3 separate regions of the Homo sapiens genome follow, and all the other regions are linked to region 3. Evidence: chromatin contacts called from ENCODE Hi-C or POLR2A ChIA-PET data. All regions are on one chromosome and are shown on one strand. Each heading gives the region's core, a stretch centred on a gene start or an enhancer-like site at or near the end of the contact. The rest is flanking DNA. Distances are from core to core; before and after follow the strand shown.

What was found. Hi-C counts contacts between places; a loop is a spot of excess contacts on that map. ChIA-PET counts read pairs that join two places held with the same protein, here RNA polymerase II (POLR2A). Pooled maps may share reads with other maps.
Region 1: a loop to region 3 is called in a pooled map, with 4 times the contacts of the local background. The contact joins the promoter of PATJ here to the promoter of OMA1 in region 3. A Hi-C loop is called at or near these places in 5 of 50 pooled maps.
Region 2: a loop to region 3 is called in a map of naive thymus-derived CD4-positive, alpha-beta T cell, with 12 times the contacts of the local background. The contact joins the promoter of USP24 here to the promoter of OMA1 in region 3. A Hi-C loop is called at or near these places in 2 of 168 maps with a recorded cell type or tissue (CD4-positive, alpha-beta memory T cell and naive thymus-derived CD4-positive, alpha-beta T cell) and 7 of 50 pooled maps. POLR2A ChIA-PET finds 5 or more read pairs at or near these places in 1 of 52 experiments (GM12878).

Annotation. Positions count from the first base shown.
Region 1 is chr1:61,741,230-61,745,176 of GRCh38, forward strand. PATJ (PATJ crumbs cell polarity complex component) reads left to right here and starts at 1,251. Exons shown (of 44, transcript NM_001350145.3): 1 at 1,251-1,326. It overlaps PATJ-DT (PATJ divergent transcript), which reads right to left and starts at 1,555. Exons shown (of 1, transcript NR_185910.1): 1 at 769-1,555. RefSeq lists a silencer at 1,003-1,712.
Region 2 is chr1:55,213,634-55,217,590 of GRCh38, forward strand. USP24 (ubiquitin specific peptidase 24) reads right to left here and starts at 1,731. Exons shown (of 68, transcript NM_015306.3): 1 at 1,157-1,731. The coding sequence starts at 1,480. LOC100507634 (a long non-coding RNA gene) reads left to right here and starts at 1,775. Exons shown (of 1, transcript NR_038320.1): 1 at 1,775-3,822. RefSeq lists an enhancer at 619-678 and silencers at 1,139-1,328, 1,399-1,908.
Region 3 is chr1:58,544,775-58,548,305 of GRCh38, forward strand. It overlaps OMA1 (OMA1 zinc metallopeptidase), which reads right to left and starts at 1,952. Exons shown (of 9, transcript NM_145243.5): 1 at 1,929-1,952. It also overlaps a transcript of DAB1 not described here. RefSeq lists enhancers at 1,361-1,987, 2,201-2,390 and silencers at 1,601-1,690, 1,701-1,800.

The sequences.
Region 1 (3,947 bases), core at 1-2,500, 3.2 Mb after region 3:
GTCTCTCTCTGTCACCCAGGCTGGAGTGCAGTGGCAGGATCTTGGCTCACTGCAACCTCTGCCTCCTGGGTTCAAGTGATTCTCCTGCCTCAGCCTCCTGCGTAGAGGGGACTACGCATCCACCACACCCGGCTAATTTTTGTATTTGTAGTAGAGACGGGGTTTCATCATATTGGTCAGGCTGGTCTCGAACTCCTGACCTCGGGTGATCCACCCGCCTCGGCCTTCCAAAGTACTGGGATTACAAGCGTGAGCCACCGCGCCCCGCCTGAAAGTCTTTATGTTGTAGTTGTTTTGTATCTATTCCTCATCTTCCTGGGGACAGGGATACCATTTTACACATCTTCCCACAATCAATCACAGTGTTTAACAATTACTGTATGTACTCTATGAATAAGATACCTGAAGATTGATTCTCTTTATCGTTAATGTGTGGACTGTATCAGGCAAAGTAAAACCCCTATCATCAAAAGCCTAAAGTTATTAAAGGGAGTGGAAGAAGGCTATCGGGACATATTTTTCTCGAAGGTGTGACATCACAAATAAAAGAAAATTAACGTATAGTGAAATCATCACTGTAGTTAGAGTCAAAATGCCTTGCCTGTGTTCCAAACTTTGGGCCAGTCAACCTACAGGGTGCACGGTTTCCTCATTAGTTTCTTCAGAGAGTAAATGAGACATTGCATAAGCTAGCACCTAGCATACAGCAGGCAAATACTGCTGGATTTCTTTCTTCCACTAAATGAGAAGAAAATAATGACTCCCACATTTACACGTTTTAGAATATTTTATTTTGCGTCAGCGAATAGAGAAAACAAAGGAGGGATGAGAGAACAGGAAAGGAAAGGGGCAAAAAGACAAAGTGTTAAGCGGATTGACCCAACGCTTTCATCGATATCCTCCTCAATTTCCTTGATCTTGGGTCTCGCTCTACACGCAGGCCTCCAACCACACCGGTCTGTCCGGATCTCCCTCCCCGTCAGTGGCGGCTGTCCCCACCACGCGCGGTCTGATCCGCCACCCCGCCCCCACAGCCCACTTTTCCCAGGCCCTTGGCCATCCCGCGCCCGGTAGGAATTCACCTGCACGTAAACAGCCAGGGCAACCGTCCTCCCTCCTTGGAGCCCGCCTCCCGCGGCCCCGGGCTCCCTCCCCCGCCCCCTGCGCCACCCCGGTGCCCCGCCCCGGGCGGGGAGAGTCGGGGCGAGGGGAGGGCCTGCCAGGTGAGGCGCGGTCACCCTGGGCCTCTCACTTCCGCCCAGGTGAGGCAGGGCCGACACCGAGCCCGCCCGACCCGGGCTCCCACCTGCTCCTCCAGCGCACCAGGTAAAGCGTGAGGTCCCGGCTGTGCAGTGCGCGCTCGCCCCTGGGTGTCCCCGCGCCTGGAGGCCGGCCGGGGGCAGCTCCCTCGGGGCTTCCCGGGCCTGCCTGCCCTGCCCCCGCGCTCTCCCCGCCCGCCCGCCTGGAGTGGGTGGGAGCCGGAGGTGGAGGGCGCCGCCGGGCGCTCAGAGGGGCCGCGGCGAGGATGGGGCGCCCGCGGCGTGCGTCCGCGCTGACCCGGGAGGCGGGGCGGGGGCGCCGTCCTCCTGCGTCGGGCCCGGGTGACCCCACGGTGGTCCCCGCCCCGCCGCGCAGGGCTCGCCGAGGCCGCGGGCAGGGAGGGGCGCCGCCCCGCCTCCCCAGGCCTTTCGGGCCTCGAATCTCGGCCCACTGGTATTCGGGGGTGGCACGGATCCTATTTTGCGCCCAGATCGGTGCCCCTGTTTCGCTCCCAGAGCTGGGCGGAGTCTTTCCCTCCATCGGTGGCCGTGGAAGGAGGGAACGGGGTGAGGGGACAAAGAGGAGGGGGTGCTCAGAGCCGGGCTGAGGGGGCGACTTGGGCCCGGCCGCGTCGCGGCGCCTGGTCATCCCGTAGCGGAGGTTCCCAAGCCAGCGGTCAGGCCCTGGGCTCTGCCAGCCTTGCTGCGTAGATGGGGAGGTTCTGTCGGAAAGTGCTTCCAGCCTTAGGGGAAATTCCTGGACTCCTGCTTTTAAATCAAGCTCAGGAAAGCATTTTCAGATCACTCCCACTCTCCAAAGCGCCCCAGCCGTCCCGCACGCAGGCCGAATTAAGTGAACACCCCTTCACTTGGCACTTTGTCATATTTCCAAGTGGCTCTTGTCACTTTGAATTCCAGTTGGTTGTTTACTGGCTTGCCTCTGCCATTTAGAGGGTGCCCCTTTCAGGGCCTTATTTTTCGACTGCATTTAGGGTCTGGCTATTGGTAGGTGCGCGACAAGTGTTTCTTAAAGGAAGGCAGAAGCCTTTGGAAACCCAGAAGGACAATGTCGGTTCCACTGAGGATGATACTACCACATTCTGGGCTAAATTCCTATTGGCTGCAAATTAATTTGCACACATCTATTTGAAAGGAGTGGAGGCAGGGGCAGCGGTTAAAAACTTAAATCTGTTTGCAGCATTAGAAAATGTTAGGTGAGATTGAGCCTTTTAGCTAAAGTGAGCTTTGATGTTTTTAGGGCCCCTAATGGCCTTTAAGATGTTAACAATAACAACAACAACAAAACACTCCAAATGTGTTGAATTTATTTGGGAATGAGAAATGAGCGTTATAGCCCGAGGTGCACAGGCCTGGCAAGCCATATATGCATGGAAGAGGGGAGGGTAAAAGGAAACTTTTATTGGCAAAGTAAGTGCAGATAAGCTGCGTGAAAACAGAGTTTATTGGTTTTGCAGACTGAAAGCCAGAGTTGGCCATTGTTGAAGATGCCATTACTGGGCAGGTGTTATGGAGAGCATCTTATCAGGCCTGGCAACCTGCCTCATGCCTGTTATCTCAGCTACTTAGGAGGCTTAGGCAGGAGGATCGCTTGAGGCCAAGAGTTGGAGACCAGCCTGAGCAACATGGCTGTCTTTACAGAAAAAGCTTTTTAAATAGTCAGGTGTGTCGGGAGGTTGAGGCAGGGGAATTGCTTGAGCCCAGGAGATGGAGGCTGTGGTGAGTGGTGTTTGCACCACTACACTCCAGCCTGGGTGACAGAGCAAGAACCCTGTCTCAAAAAAAAAAAAAAAAAAAAAAGGAAAAAAGATTATCTTATCTTATCTTATCTGAATTACTGCATTCCTAAAGAAAGAATTTCTTGGGTGGTTATTTTAGTTCCTTCTTGAGACCGATCTTTATCTCAGACTTGCAAGCATGAGCTTTCTCCCTCAGGCTCTCTAGTTTGTTTGGGTTTGACAAAAAGTGATTTTGACCTGGTATCTGCAACTTTCACAAAGATAATAACAAAGTTAATAAATATGGAAATACTTATGGATAGAACTTATAAAATGAGTTCTGAAGAGATTTGCCCTTACTAGTCCAGATCCTATTAGGAGTAAGAGAAAAAACACAAACTTTTTCCTCTGCTCTCACACCACTACAGTCAACACTGAGGACTTCTGTGACCAAATAAATGTGTGGGCCCATCAGTTCTGCATCAAGCAATAGCTGAGCATCTAACAGTTCGATTCTGAAACTATTTACCTGGGGATAGTGTCAGATCCCATAAGACTGCCCTCACTTCTGATGCCAATCACAAGTCCTAGATTGTTTTACCCCGGCTTCTGACTAACCACCTATAAATTGGGAATCCCATAACTCCCTCCTCTGGGTTGGTTAACTTGCTAGAGCAGCTCACGGAACTCAAGAAAACACTTATTTAGGTTTATTACTAGTTTATTATTAAGAATATTACAGAGGATACAAGAGGAAGAGATGCACAGGGTGAGGTATGAGAAGGGGCATGCCACCCTCCAGGAACCTCCATGTGTTCAGATATTGAGAAGCTCTCCCTACCCCATCTTCTTGGGCTTTTTATGGAGACTTCATTGAGTAGACATAATTGAAGCATGGGGTAGGGAAACCCAGCAATGCCTATCTGTTCAGATTTTTCTTGGCCTCTCTCTG
Region 2 (3,957 bases), core at 481-2,980, 3.3 Mb before region 3:
CTACTGGCCCCTGAAATGAACTACCCAACGAATCTGACCAAAATTCCTGCCATGAGCTACTATGTTTCTGCAAAGTAATTATTCAAAAGCACTGCTGCTTCTGGTCGATCTTTTTTCTTTATTATAGAAGAGTCCGTTTTCTTCCCCCACGTTCCTTGCTCACACCCCAAACTAAACAGGCATAGTCTTCTCCACCTAGACTTGAGGTCTCTGATCAAAGCCATTAGCCTCAAGACTCCTCCTCCACCCCCACTGCGCTCCCACCCTGTTCCGCGCCCCTCTGCATAGCACCCTCAGTATGACTACCATCTCTTTCCCCGGTCTAATTTTCTCTCATTTCTGACCTTATCGATGACCAGTACTCCCTCTTTACCCAGACCTGGTGCCAGCTCTATCTTCCAATTCCAGTCCCCATCCCTGCCTAGACCCTCCTCAGCTCCCACCCCTGCCCAGGCCTCCCACCTCTGCCCTCTCAGTGCAATCCCCACTGCTCTCATACCTGATTTTATTCAAGTCCTCATTCCTGGCCGCGGCCCCTTCCCTCTTCATTTTAAATCCTACTCAATGCCCCCCCTTTCCGACCCTTGGCTAAAACCCCAACCTCACTCCTAACCCCAACAGTTTTCCTGTGATCCTGTCAAAGACCACTACTCTGGCCGGCCCACACCGCTTTTTCTGACTCTGAGCCTGGTGCCTCCGCCAATCCTTCACTGAAACCTCGTGCCACAAAATCTCCGACCTAGCCTAGTGCACTAGTACCCCATTTCCGACCCCCTACTGCACGCATCCTTCCCACTATATGCTCAAGTGTCTGTCCTCCCATCTCGGATGATAGCCCTGGAGCCTCCTCCCCATCGTCGGCGTGCATAGCCGGAAGCCTAAGGGACCCCTCCTCACCCCAACCCACAGCTCCGCTGCGCATCCCTAATTCCCTTTCACACGCCTCTCCTATGGGTCCCTCTCCCCACTTACCCCCAATCAAGTGACTTCGGTTCCCAACTGGAGCCTGGGGCTTCTCTCTCTCTCTCCGCCCCGCCCCCACTAAAGCCCCAGTCGAATGCCCTCTCTCCCCACACCAAGCCCAGCGGGGTGTGTCCCCTCCCAGGAACTCCAGCCCAGTGGCTTCCCACAGAGGTCTGGGGTTGCCCCTCCTCACCTCCGCGTCCACCACCTCGTGGTAGGCGGGCGGGGGGTCGAAGCCGCCCCCGCCTCCGGTGCTCCCGCCGCGGGAGGGGCCGCCGCCGCCGCCGTCACCTCCGCCGTCGCCCCGCGGGCCCCCGCCGGGCCCGGGGCTGGGGCCACCGCCGCTGTCCATGGGCTCGTAGCCGCCGTAGTCGAGGCCCGGCCGCTCGTTGGTGAGCAGTGCCACGGCCTCGTTAATGTCGTTCTTGGCCAGGCGCAGGGCCTTGCGGATGGTGGCGGGGTCTGAGAAGCCCATGCACAGCAGCGTGGTCATGTGCTGCTCCTCCTCCGATTCCATGGCTTGGGCCTCCTGGCCGCCCCGGCCAGCGCACGGCGAAGCTACGGGTCCCGGGCCTGGCGGGCCGCGCGGCGCACCCTCCGCGCCGCCTCCGCGCCCAGGTTGGCCCCTGCGTTCCTGCCCCGGGTGCTCCGCAGCAGCCGGGCCAGGCTGGGTGCGGGCTTGGGTCCTGCGAGCCGAGCTAGTGCGGTGAGGCGCTCAGGCGCGGCTGCGGCCCGGCCCAGCCCTGCGCGCCGCCATGTTGGCCTCCTCCCCCTCCGCCTCCTCCTCCCCGGGCGGCGGGGCCGCGCCTCGGCTCCCGGAAGCGGCACGGGAGGCGACCGTGCTCGCCGTTGGCAGGCTAGGGTTGGCGGCGGCGTATTCTGTTTGTTTTAAACGAAGGAGCGGAGGGAGGGGCCGCGCCGCGGAGCGTGCCTAAGGTGAAAGGGCTGCCGTGCAGCCAGGCAGAGGCGAGGAAGGCTTCTCCATCGTCGCCACCGCCCGCCTGTTTCGCCGGCAACAGGTTCCCCCGGGACGGGAGGGGCCGCAGCGCCGCGCAGCTCGCAGCGCTGAACGTCGCGGAAATCCCTTGGCCGGCCGAGCCTCCGCAGCCGCGACCCGGCTTCTCTCCGTCCGAGTCCCCCGAGCCTCTCCGAACCCCCGTTGGACTTCCCCTCCCTGGCCGGCGCCGCCCGACCCGCTCCCCCATCCTAGAGGGAATTCCCTGCGCCGCGGCTGTGAGGCACCTCCACCCCGGCCTGAAATGCACCGCAGTCCTGAAGGAAATCCACCCTCATCCCACGCAGATTCACCCGCAACGCTGCCTGAATACGCCTCGCTGCCCACAGAAATTCCTGCCCAAACCAGACGCGTGGACCACCCAAGACGAAATTCACACTCGACCCTAGCCCCGCCAGCCCTTGCCGAAATCACCCTAAACCCGTTGAAATTAATTCCCAGCTGTCCGAATTTTCCTTCCAACATTAACTGACTACCTGTCTCCGCCAAGCTGACTGAACTCTACCGAACTCTTACCCTGAAAGCCCCTGAGAGTCCAAAATATATTTTTCCAGCCCGAAATCTAAATCCCAGTTCTCTGTATGAAAACCTCCAGAAACCCAGACTCTTACTTCCTTCGGCCACGGACTCGTTCGAACATCGTGGACATCACCTTCCCACATTTTTACCGCAGTCTTTGGCTCCGATTCTTTGTCCCTGCCTCTTGGGCAGCATCCTATCCCTGTTTCTTTCCACCTTTGAGGATTCCTCTACCTCTTTAAAGGCCTGCTTTCTTTGCTTTCTCTTCTCACCTTTGGCATTGGCACACTGGGGTCATATCTTTAGTTCCCTTGACTCCACCATCTAAGCCAAGGGTGTCCAATCTTTTGGCTTCCCTGGGCTACATTGGAAGGAGAAAAATTGTCTTGGACCACATATAAAATATTCTAACGCTAATGGTAGCTGATGAAACTTTTAAAAAATCTCATCATGTTTTAAGAAGTTTACGAATTTGTGCTGAGCCGCATTCAAAGCCGTCCTGGGCCTAAGTCCTTGCTATTTTTCCTCTTCAATTTCCTTCAATCCATAGTTCTCTAGGTTATTTTCCCACCCTTTCCCAAGATTCGGATATCCCTTCATTCTTGCTGAGTTCATCTCCTATGCCTATTCCTACATACTTGCTGAGTTCATCTTCTAATGTCCTCATCCTGGTTTCTTCCTGAACCTGAAATCCAGCTAACCTTACTTTTTCATCCCATCAAACCCCTGCTGTTGCCAGCCCAGCACTCACGAAGATCTTTACATACACCAAATATTAAATTAGGGCCGGTACCTAGACATTGTCTCTGCACTCTGCTGGCATATTTTCCCCTGGACCACGAACCCTTCGTACCTAGTAACTTGCCACCTGTGTTTATAAATACCAGCAATTTGATTTACAGGGTGAATTTGTCACTATTGTTTACTTTTAAATGAAGTTACTGTATTTGTTGTTTCCATTAAAGGCGACATTATAAAGCCTAGGCCTCATATCCAAAGCAAATAAAGTCTCAATTTTTTAATTAAAAGTAACAAAAGGAAACCTCACACTTCTGAACAACAATGACAAGAAGGAATGCCTATAATTGGTTTGGGTCACAATGTACATATTGAAATAAAATTTTTATTAAGTATCAACTTCCAGGTACACAATGAAGTTTTAAATGTTTATCTGTGACATATGAAGAACAAAGCAATCTAAACTGATGTAAGCAGGCTGTCATAAGGTACATGCTGAGGAATTTATTCAACAAATTGAATAAATTTATTCAATAAATAAATAATTATTCAATAAATAATATATTTAATAAATTTAATAAATAGAATAAAAATGATTCTATTTACTGGGTGCCAGGTACTATTCTTCGCACAGACAAAAATTAGATGATGGCAAAGTGAGGGCATTCAATTCTGCCCTGTGTTTGAAGAGTTAATTACTAAGAAATGAATTACAAGGAGAG
Region 3 (3,531 bases), core at 702-3,201:
GTAGAGACGGGGTTTCGGCAAATTGCCCAGGCTAGTCTCGAACTCCTGGCCTCAAGTGATCTGCTCACCTCGGTCTCCCAAAGTGTTGGGATTATAGGCCTGAGCCACCGCACCTGGCCAGCCCAGCTAATTTTTTAATTTTTTTCTGTAGACACGGTGTGTCACTATGTTGCCCAGGCTGGTTTTTAACTCCTGGGCTCAACTGATCATACTGCACTGCGAAGTGTTGGGATTACAGTCATGAGCCACCACGCCTGGACTTTCGTTGGTTTTCCATGGCTTCCACAAACTCCTTCATATGGCGAACCAGGCCCTCCTACTACTTCTCCAGGCACCTTCCCCAACCCTCCTTCACCCATTCCTAAATTCCAAACTCCCTGATTTACTTACACCCCACAGAAAAAGAAAGCTCTCATCTCTATGTCTATGCACATCTATTCACACTGCTTAGCTCTGCACATGACAAGCAAACTCCTTCTCATTTCTCATGACTTGTGTAAAAATTTTAAAAGAATCCTATTGACACAGAAGGTATAAGCAAAAGCCCCAACACTACGCATATATAATTAAAACCATTATCATTTCTATCACTGACAACCAAGTGTCGTTTTGAATAGAAACAGTGCCTGATATTTTGTAATACCCGGTTTATCCTGAAGAAAGGGTAAAGAATGAGGGAAGAAATCTATTCATGCATTTTCAAGGAGCCAATCACTAGACTACAGAGCACATAAGAAAAAAAAAAATCAGGGCTGACATATTCTCTTCAAAGAGCTGTGGCAGGTCAACAAACATAGCTGGCAGACTTCTAGGATAACAAAATTAATGATGTGAGAAAATTAAACAATTTGGATTGTTAGCCTCTACGAACATTTCAGATCCTTAATTCTTTAAGTACCATCTCCGAATGAGCAAGTGCAGCACTCACTGGCACTCACAGCTGAAGCCTGGAAGACAGTTTTAACAACTCTTGCTGAAAATGACTATTTCTTCTCTAGTTTCTATGGAAACAGCTGTCAGATTGGCAAAAATAGGACATGTACTTTAAAATAATCATTCAAGCAAAGTACACACATGATGGAAGGCTTTAAAAAAGAATTGGACGGCAGCAGACTTGGTTCTTAAGCTTCCAAATGTCAGACTACACCCCTTCACCCCGGCTGAGAATGACGGAGATGAACCTAAATCCTTTTAGCGAGGGTTGCACGACCTTGATCAACGCCTGAATGCCAAATAAGGGATTTTCATCTCCCTGGACTACAATTTCTTGTTGAGGATTGCACGGCACAATAAAACTGTTGCTCCACACACAGGCGACATTTAAACAGTATACAGTGAGTTCTGTAGACGAGTTTACGAGGAAATTGTTAAAACTCCCCGGAACTGCTTAGACGGGGAATGTTCTGGTTTGCCCTGCCGAGTTTAGGCTGGAAAACGTGTTCAGTTTCTCCTGAAGAGGGAAGGGGTGAAAGAGACGAATGCCCGACGCGCCGGGAGGCGGTCCCCTCTGGCAGAGGTGCCGGGTGAGGAGCCCGAAGCCCCGCGGGTGAGAAACCCTGCTCTGAAAGCGGAGCCGCGGATAAGGGCGGGCTGAGGGGGAGGGCAGGCGGCCCACGAAAGTACTGCCACGGGGCAGACACACGGGGTCACCGGCGTGCCCCGGGCAAGGCTAGGGGAGAACCGGGCTCCCCCAGGACAGATCCCCTCCGTCTCCCGCCCCGGCGCCCCCCGCCCCTCCCCTCCACGCAGCCTTATCGCCCACCCACGCCTCCTCCCGTACCCCCATCCCCAAGGATCCCCACTCCTTGCCCGGGCGCCCCCGCAGGCGCTCTGCGCTCCGCCCCCTCCCCACTGCCGCACTCTGCCTCCTCCCCTGGGCACGATCCTACTCGGAAAAGCTGGGGAAAAGCGTCACCGTGAGGACTGACTCAAGCAGAAGCGAAAGCGGTGACACCGCAGACCCGACCTATGCGCAGGCGCGCACCCGCACTTCCTGCCCGCCATACCGGCCGGGGCGCCCTTCGCTCCGCCCACACCCGGCAGTCAATACAGCCGCCCAGAGTCGTTCTCCCAGCTGCCCCGGGCCCCGCGGAGACTGTGGCGCTCTAGCGCCTCCGTGTGGCTTAAGGCGGGACATGGCCCTGGGCTGGGCTGCTTGCCTAGGAACAACTTTCTCCCGTCTTTGGTGAGTTGGGTCCTCTAAAGAATGATCCACGCAAGGCTGTGTCCGTTGTAGTCTCTACGGCAGTACCGGCCAAAAGGGAAGAGACTCGAAGACTGCCAAAAGACGAAGGCTTCCTGGTTCTGAATCTGCATTCATAGAAATAGTCTTTGGAGTATGGGAACAGTGCTTTCATATGATTTTTGGAGGGACGCATTTTAAGAAAGATGAAGTATAATCTTAAGTGTCTGGAGGTTAAAGTAGCTGGCTCCAAAATTATGTGTATAGTATGTTTCATTCATTTCACCAAAACATATTTCTTGAGCATCAACTACATTTTAAGTGCCAAGGATGTAGCAGTGAACAAGACAGACCTGAATTTCGTGAACTTTATATCACAGTGAGGAAAGACAGGCGATTAAAAAAAAGTGTACAAATAAACACAAATAAATAAAAGTGTACAAATAAGCCAGTACAAATAAACACTGGATTGTGATGGATGAGTAGTGAGGTCTCATATTAGTTTATTATGTTTACACTCTGTGCACAATGAAAACATCTCAAAGGACATAAACACTATGTCAAAGGACATAAACACTATGAACAATTTTAGGTATCTCTTTTGGAAAATGTGTAAGTTACTGTTTCGTTTATCTTATGTGTATTTTATGATTTGCCTTTTACTTTGAAAGGGATATCCTGGAAAACCCCTGACAACTGGACCCCTAAAAACTGAAGTAGGAGGTCCTTCAGTCTTCGTAGGGTTTATCTCCCAAACTCTGGAGTGCACATGTCTTACCAAAGTTTCCAGCATGCTAGCCACCTCTTGCTCATCTTGCCTGGTTAGCATAATGTCATTGGTGAAATAGATGGGTGTGATGTTCTCTGGAATTTCCAGTTGATCCAGCTCCTTTTGGACTGCGCAGAGCCATTATGTCATTATCCTGGGTCCACCTGATTTCCAAAGGGGCCAGACTGGCAAGTTAAGTAGAGATATGGCAGGGATGACCAACCACTCTTGTATATTTCAGGTCTTTAATTATGACATTAATCTCCACCATCATCTCACTATCCCCTCAGATGAAATATCGGTTTTGATTTATTATCTTCACTTGGAAAGAAGGACAGCTTCAGAGGCTTCCCATTGGCTTTCCCCACCATGATAACTCAAGACCAAGGACCCTGAGCTTCTTACCAATGTGGAGATTGCTCCAGCTGCCCAATATGTACTCCCAATTATGCACTCAGGAACTAAGAAAATGACTACTGGATGGGTCAGTGTATTCCTGGACCCACTGTAAGCTGGACATTATCCAGGACTCTGCTTATTACCTGATCCCCATAAGCCCCCACACTTAGAGAGGAGCCAT